Regions from separate parts of the Homo sapiens genome. Here all the other regions are linked to region 1. Evidence: chromatin loops called from intact Hi-C (ENCODE). Cell type or tissue: OCI-LY7. All regions are shown on one strand.

The links. Hi-C counts contacts between places; a loop is a spot of excess contacts. Peaks named below come from ENCODE experiments on the same cell type or tissue, not always from the same donor. Only the 100,000 strongest peaks of a DNase experiment are listed, where the experiment ranks them.
Region 2: a loop joins it to region 1, with 2.6 times the contacts of the local background. A loop is called at or near these places in 9 of 110 quality-filtered maps.
Region 3: it touches region 1 in a loop (2.3-fold over the local background); 18 of 110 quality-filtered maps call a loop at or near these places.

What each region holds. Positions count from the first base shown.
Region 1 is chr22:19,840,739-19,843,238 of GRCh38, reverse strand. The region is part of intron 2 of GNB1L (G protein subunit beta 1 like); the gene reads left to right. Among named protein-coding and RNA genes, the nearest start is that of GNB1L, 13 kb to the left of the region's middle. In OCI-LY7, CTCF peaks have their summits at 1,294 and 1,494; a DNase peak (open chromatin) is centred at 1,378; H3K27ac peaks cover 1,405 bases.
Region 2 is chr22:19,908,924-19,911,423 of GRCh38, reverse strand. TXNRD2 (thioredoxin reductase 2) reads left to right here. Exons shown (of 18, transcript NM_006440.5): 8 at 1-47. Among named protein-coding and RNA genes, the nearest start is that of COMT, 32 kb to the left of the region's middle. In OCI-LY7, CTCF peaks have their summits at 1,071 and 1,305 (motif pointing right); DNase peaks (open chromatin) are centred at 1,323 and 1,983.
Region 3 is chr22:19,729,413-19,731,912 of GRCh38, reverse strand. The region is part of intron 1 of LOC105372861 (a long non-coding RNA gene); the gene reads right to left. Among named protein-coding and RNA genes, the nearest start is that of GP1BB, 7.1 kb to the right of the region's middle. RefSeq lists an enhancer at 993-1,287. In OCI-LY7, CTCF peaks have their summits at 881 and 1,085 (motif pointing left); a DNase peak (open chromatin) is centred at 1,112; H3K4me3 peaks cover 762 bases.

The sequences.
Region 1 (2,500 bases):
AACCGAATGGGAGGCTGGCCCTCTGTAATAATTAGGGCTAATTACTGAGGAGGTGTTGACAGACGGGCTGAGAGGAAACAAACTACCTTTATCCCGTGGCTTAGAGTCAGATTACCAGCCCGGTGCTATCTGCCCCTCAGAAAGTAGACGCTTCAATCACTCAGCGAGGCTTCAAAGGGGAACAGGGCCTGACAATGCACGGGATTTGGAAAGGAGCTATGAAGTGCGCCTTTGACTCCGAATCGCCAAACGGAGCCCCATTCCAGAAATGGTTTCTTTGTGAAGTTTGAGTTAGTGCTGGTAGACCTGTTTCCCGTGCTCAGGACAGGGAGCTGGCTGCAGTGGGAGTGGGCAGGTGGGGGCCATGGCCAGGGCTGTGGCTGCTGTGTGGCCAGCTTGAGCTGCTTAGGTCCTTCCCAGGCCAGGTGACACTAGCAGAGTCCTGGTATCTCCAGTAGCTGGCCCTGGTAGCCGTGGGTCCAAACAGGGAGGTGCAGCATGTTTTCCTTGCCCAGGGAGGGTTTCTGGTCCTTTGTGGCCGTGAGTGGCAGGTAACAGGATAGGGACCTCACCATCTGAGCAGGCTCATCCCTTCCTGTTTGCAGCTAGAGTGCAGCTTTTCTGCAGCCCTCCCTGGCAGGTCTGGCCTCCCTTGAAGGGGGATGTGTCCTTGGCATTATTTATGGCAGGACCACCTCTTGGGGGCCTGGGCATTACTCACCAGGCTGCTCCCACCCCCGTCCTGGGCTGAGAGCCAAGGCCATGGAAGCAATCCTGGCCCCCGAGGCCTTGGTGGGCAGACATCAGTGACTGAGAAGGGTTGTTGGGGGCTAGTCTCTGACTGCCCCCACTGACTCCCCGCTGATCTCCCTGCATTTCAGAGATGGGGAAGGGTGTATCTAGACCTCAGTTTCCTGGTTTGAAGCAGCAGCACTGAGATGTGTGCCAGTGAACTGACTGGGATAGCCCAGGGCTCTGTGTCTGATGCAGCTTCTTGGAGTGGTGTGTGTGAGGCTTTTTGGGAGATCAGGGTCGCTGGCTGAGGCTGCAATGCAGCGGACAGTTCTGAGATTCTGGGCCTTACTGCTGCTGTCTTCCTCACCAGGAAGGCAGGGGATGACACTGAGGTCTCTGCTCAGGACAGGCCTGTCCAGGGAGTGCCTTTCTGGTTCCAGGTGTAGCCTGGGAGGTGCCTGATGAGCAGGAGGTGGGAGGGAGCCCATTCACCAGCCACCTGTGTGCCTGCCTCAGGCCTCATGGCCTTGGCTTCATGTTCTTGCTGGCCTGGAGGACCAGCCAATTCAACATCTTCATGCTAGAACGGCTGTGCTACTTCATAGAGAAATTAGGTGGGCTGGGCTGGTGAAGCGCAACAGTGGTTAGATCAGTGCTCTTTCTGTCCCCAGCTGGCTGGGGACACCTTCTGGAAGTAACGATGGTCATAAAAGTCATCAGCTCATTTGCTTAACCGAATAACTACTAGCTTGTACCAGGGGGCACTGTTGATGAATTTATATTAGGGCAAAAATAAGATAGTAAATTATTTGGAATGGGAAAAGCGTGTAAAAGTTGACATTAAGTCTGTTTTGTTTGTTTATTTTAGAGGCAGGTCTCTTTAGGCTAGGCTGCAGTGCAGTAGTGTGATCATAGCTCACTGCAGCCTTAACCTCCTGGGCTCAAGTGATCCTCTCCTCCTGCTTCAGCCACCAACATAGCTGGGACTATCATGGCGGGCACCACCATAACTGGCCGATTTTTTTAAATTATTTGTTTGTAGAGATGGGGGTCTTGCTATGTTGCCCAGGCTCATTAAGTCTGTTTAAGTCACCTTGAGTAGAGATAGAAATTGACTCCAAAGCCAGAAACAGGAATTGAAGTTTCATAATACATTAGTGTAAATTAAATACCATTAACTGTAACACAAGAAAAAATAGCACAAGAATCTTGTACAATATATTTTATTTGAAACATAACCTGTGAGACTGTGGCCAAGAGCAGTGGTTGAGTGTGAACCTTGTGCACGGACGCATTTCTGAGCCCTTTTTCCTGTCAGCATCTTGCTCTGCGCATGACTAATGGACTAGGATTGATGCATTGTTAGTGACCAAAGTCCAGGCTTCATCCAGGGTTCCTGAATTTGCCCTAATGTCCTTTTCTGTTGCAGAATCCCATCCAGAACCCCACACTGCGTTTGCTCTCCTGTCTCCCCAGGCTCCTCTGGCCAGGACAACTTCTTAGACTTTTCTTGTTGTTGATAACCTTAAGTTTTGAGGAGCACTGGTCAGGCTCTTGTAAAATGTTCCTCCACCGGGATTTGTTGTGTTCTTCTCACGATTAGACTGAGCTTAAGGGTTTTGGGAAGAAAAGCACAAAGGTTGAATGCCATTCCTGGATGGATTTTCTTTTTCTTTCTTTCTTTTTTTTTTTTTGAGACGGAGTTTCGCTTCTTCGCCTAGGCTGGAGTGCAATGGCACGATCTCGGCTCACTGCAATCTCTGCC
Region 2 (2,500 bases), 68 kb before region 1:
ATCACAAGTGATGACATCTTCTGGCTGAAGGAATCCCCTGGAAAAACGTAAGGCCTGCGCGTGCTTGGTGGGGTCCTCTTTTTGTTCACCAGAGTGAGCACTGGACCCTTAGAGCCTGTGCTGGTGCTGGGCTCCTGGGGCTTTCTTTCCGGTTTACCCAAAAGAAGGAAAAAAGGCCTGTTATTTGTGGCCAGGTGTGGTGGCTCATGCTTGTTAGCCTAGCACTTTGGGAGACTGAGCGGGAGGATTGCTTGAGGCCAGGAGTTCGAGATCAGCATCAGCCTGGGCAATATAGTGAGACCTCTACTCTACAAAAATCTGTTTTGGTTTTTTTTTTGGCTTTTTTTTTTAGGTGAATTCTCACTCTGTCCCCCAAACTGAATTGCAATGGCCCAATCTTGGCTCACTGCAATCCCTGCCTCCCAGGTTCAAGTGATTCTCCTGCTTCAGCCTCCAAAGTAGCTGAAATTACAGGCGCCCACCACCACATCTGGCTAATTTTTGTATTTTTAGTAGAAATGGGGTTTCACCATCTTGGTCAGGCTGGTCTTGAACTCCTGACCTCAGGTGATCCGCCCACCTCGTCCTCCTAAAGTGCTGGGATTACAAGCGTGAGCCACCACACCCAGCCTACAAAAATCTGAAAATATTAACCGAGCATAGTACTGTGCACCTGTAGTCCCAGCTACTTGGGAGGCTTTAGGTGGGAGGATTGCTTGAGCCCAGGAGGTTGAGGCTGCAGTGAGCTGTGATTGCACCACTGCGCTCAGCCTGGGAGAGTGAGACCTTGTCTCAAAACTAAACAATAAACCTGTGACTTGTGCCCCTCTGCAGGGCTGTTGATTTACTCTGTCCTGTGGCTGCCTTGGAGGTAATAACAATAACAGGACTGCCATATAAATGGAGTCAGCTGTTTGTTATCTAGGTCAGTGGTTGTCAAATGGGGTTCCCAGGAGCCCTGGGGTTCCAGTGGGTCCCCTCAAGGACATCAGGGAGAACATTAAGGAGGGGAGAGCCAGCAATCCCTATCCCAGCCCTCATCTAACACCCTCACTGTCTTCTGATTTGTACATTGGGTTTCCCTGAAATCTAGCAAAGACTCCAAAGGCCTCAGAAACAACATCTTGATTGTGGAAGGGAGGCTAGCAGCGTGCAAGTGGCTCTCACTCCCCATGGGAGCAGGTGCAGAGTCACTAAGTGCATTCCGATGCCCACAGAGTGGGCCATCCCGAGGTCCCAGGTCCAGGCAGCTCCTGCCTGTGGGGTGTGGAGACTTCATGTTGGCAGGGAGCAGAGAGACCACCAGAGGGCGGCAGAGGCTTGGTCAATAGCAGTCTCGAGCCTTCCCCAGGAGAAAATATCAGTGGAAAAGGGTCCCACTTCTGTGTGTGCCCGAATGTGCATGGTGTGCGTGCAGATGTGTGTGGTGTGTGTGTGTGAATGGTGTGTGTGGTGTGTGTGTGAGTGGTGTGTGTGTGTGGTGTGTGAGTGGTGTGTGTGTGTGAAGGGTGTGGGTGTGTGGTGTGTGTGTGTGTGAGTGGTGTGTGTGAGTGGTGTGTGTGTGGTGTGTGTGTGAAGGGTGTGGGTGTGTGTGGTGTGTGGTGTGTGTGTGAGTGGTGTGTGTGAGTGGTGTGTGTGTGGTGTGTGTGGTGTGTGTGTGTGAAGGGTGTGGGTGTGTGTGGTGTGTGTGTGAGTGGTGTGTGTGCGTGGTGTGTGTGGTGTGTGTGAGCAGTGTGTGTGAGTAGTGTGTGTGAGTGGTGTGTGTGTGAATGGTGTGTGTATGTGAGTGGTGTGTGAGTGGTGTGTGTGGTGTGTGTGTGTGAGTGGTGTGTGTGGTGTGTGTGTGTGGTGTGTGTATGTGAGTAGTGTGTGAGTGGTTATGTGTGTGTGTGGTGTGTGTGTGTGAGTGGTGTGTGTGTGTGTGAGTGGTGTGTCACATGCTCTGCTTGTCATTGTTTCACACTTCACGGGGCATCTTTGTGTGGGGTCAGGACTGGATTCCCTTGAATGGATGTGGTATAGTTCCTTTGACCTTTCTCTTGTTAATGAGCATCTCAGTAGTTTCTCTTCTTCATCATTATCAATGCTGCAGTGAAAACCTTGGAGGTGCATCTGTTTACCATCAGAAGTGCTTCTGACACATTTTCCCAATTATTCATTGTGATAAAACAGACATAGTATAAAATTTACCACTTTAACCTTTTTTTTTTTTTTTTTTGAAACAGAGTCTCACTCTGTTGCCCAGGCTGGAGTGCAGTGGTGCGATCTCGGCTCACTGCAACCTCTGCCTCCCGGGTTCAAGCGATTCTCCTGTCTCAGCCCTCTGAGTAGCCGGGACTACAGGTGTCTGCCACCACACCCCGCTAATTTTTTGTGTTTTTAGTGGAGATGGGGTTTCACCATGTTGGCCAGGCTGGTCTCAAACTCCTGACCTCAGGTGATCCACCTGCCTTGGCCTTCCAAAGTGCTGGGATTACAGGGGTGAGCCACCACGCCCAGC
Region 3 (2,500 bases), 110 kb after region 1:
CTGCAAAGGTCTCCCTCCCTCCTCTACCTCCCTGTTGGGGGTCAGCCGGGGTGGGGGTACGGTGGCTCTCAGCTGGTTTCCAGATGGGCTTTGTGGAAGGGGCGCCCAGAGCGGGGAGGCCAGACACCCAAGCAAGGGTCCTGGCCCGTGTCAACGGGGCCACCACAGTGCCACTGTCTCTGGTCTCTCCTCTAGACCTGGCTCCCATCTCTGTCTCGGTCCCCATCTCTGTCACATGCAGCCCCCCTTCCCCACCCGTTGGCAGGGTGGGTGGGGGTGGGACCTGGTGATTTATCACCTTCAGCCTGTCTTCCATCGGAAACACAGGGGGTGGGCGCAGACGCTGCGCTGAGCTATGGGCCCCCAGGGCCCCGCCACCCACCCCAATGTTGTTGCTCCGTCTGGGCAGGGGGTGCAGTCCCCCCCACGTGGCCAGGACTTCAGCTCCCCAGACCTTCCCAGGACCTCCTCCACGGGGCCCCATTAATGCCTCGGCTAGTCGGGGGTCAGCCCAGCTCTGAAGCTGAGGCTAGGGCCACCCCAGGCTGGAGGGGGCCCACGAAGGACCCCACAGGCAACTCTCTCCAGGCGGGGCCAGAGGTGACAGAGCCTCTTTTCCTGCATCATTGATGGCCCATGGACCCGGCATCCCTGGCAGAGGCCATGGAGTCCAGGCCTTCAGGTCGCCCGCCCCTCCCCCGCGGCGGTGTGCACAGCCCGGGGCCCAATAAGTGTTTACCGAGCAAACACCAGCGGGAGGGGGACAGCGCACCTGGGTTGACCCCCACCCCACGCCCAGCGGAAGAAGTCCCTTATCTTCCCGGCTGACAGGCTGTCAGTGCACCAGGGCAGGGGCGGGGGCTACGCTCATCCCGCCCCGTCTGTCAGCCGCCACGCGGCGACACCCTCCCCGCCCTCACTAGGGGCAGCCTGCCCGTCCCACTCGGTGCAGCTCGCCGCCAGCCTGGACAACCCAGCGCCCCCGCTCCAGGCCTTCGTTTCTCCGCGGACCCCAGCTGTCTGCACCCACAGTGCCCACCTCTTTCCGCGCTCCCCCCTTAGCCAGCGTTTTCTGCAGACCGCGAGCGCCCTCTGGTGCCTGCCTAGGGTTGCTCGCCCATGGGGAGGACACGACTAGGCCCTCGCCCTGGGAGCTTCCTGGCCGGTCTGTGAAACCGGCGGGTGCGGCCTGAGCTGTGAGCCTCGCGGCCCAGCCCTCACTGACCACCACTGGCCATCACAGACTGGGTTGGAGAGGCTGCCGCTGACACGGCGTTTGTCTTGGCCTTTGCGGGACAAGACAGATGACCATCTTGCAGGGCCTCACTCACTCGCTCGCTCACTCACTAGCTGGCTGTGTATAGGCCCAAGATGTGGCTTGAACCCCAGATGGGTCTTGGGGACACAGGCCTGGACACTGTCCTGCACTATGTGTCAGGCCAGGGCAGGCCTAGGAAGCTCTGTGAGAATGGGCTTGGGAGGGGCCTCTAAGATTGAGGAGTAGCCACAGCGGGAAGGGCGTGCCCCGTGGAGGGACTGGCGCGGGCAAAGGCATGGAGGGCCTGGCCCATGGGGGAGGGTGCACCAGGGCTGGGCCTTGACCTAAGGCTGAGATCCCAGGAGCCCAGGGAGGTGGGGTGGGCAATGGTGGTGAGAGGGCCCTTGGGCTGCAGGGCAAGGAGCCCTGAATCAGCTAGCCTGGGACTGGAGGTGCGGGGTCCAGGCAGGGCTTGGAGACGGGACCCCCAACCTGTTCCTGCCTAGAAGGAAGAGTCTGAGGTCACAGAGGGGCCCAGCTCATCAGTGGGGAGGGGGTCCTGGGGCAGGTGTGTTGTCTGTGAAATGAAGGACAATGCTGGGATCAAGGTGGTGCCCAGATCTGCAGGGAGGGTGTGCCTTTCTCCCGTCCCCACAGGGCCATTCAGGTATACTGAACTGGGACTACTCACTTCCCCACACCCCTTGGAGGCTGAGGCCCCAGGGTCAGTGTGTGGAGGGTCAGCTCAGAGTCAGGCATGGGGACTGGGGGCTCCCAGGCAGCCAAGGAAGGTCAGCCAGCGAGGGAAGCCCTGTGCCTTCCACAGTCAGTACCTTGGCACGAACCAGTCTAAACCACGGAGAGCCGGCAAGAGGAGGGATTGTGGAGGAATCATAGGGTTCGGCTGCCCCGCCGACCAGCAGGCAGGAAGTTCTTCCTTAGGTCTAACCACACAGTGATTCCAGTAGCTTTCCTCAACAGGAGTCCCTCTGCCTCTGCAGCTCCTGCCCTTCAGGGCCCCCCCTGCCACCCCCTGAGCGACACACTGGCCCAGGAGACCTCAAGCCTTGCAAGCAGTGGGCTGCCCACTCCCCCTATCTCCTGCTGGGGCCTTTTCCCACAGACCAGAGGAGCGTCCTTCTCTTGGCTGGGGGCCACCTAAGACCCTGGGCCACTTTCTCCTGGGCTGTACATTTGCACCCCAAAGACCTCAGTGAGGCAGAGAAGGGATGCAAGAGGCCT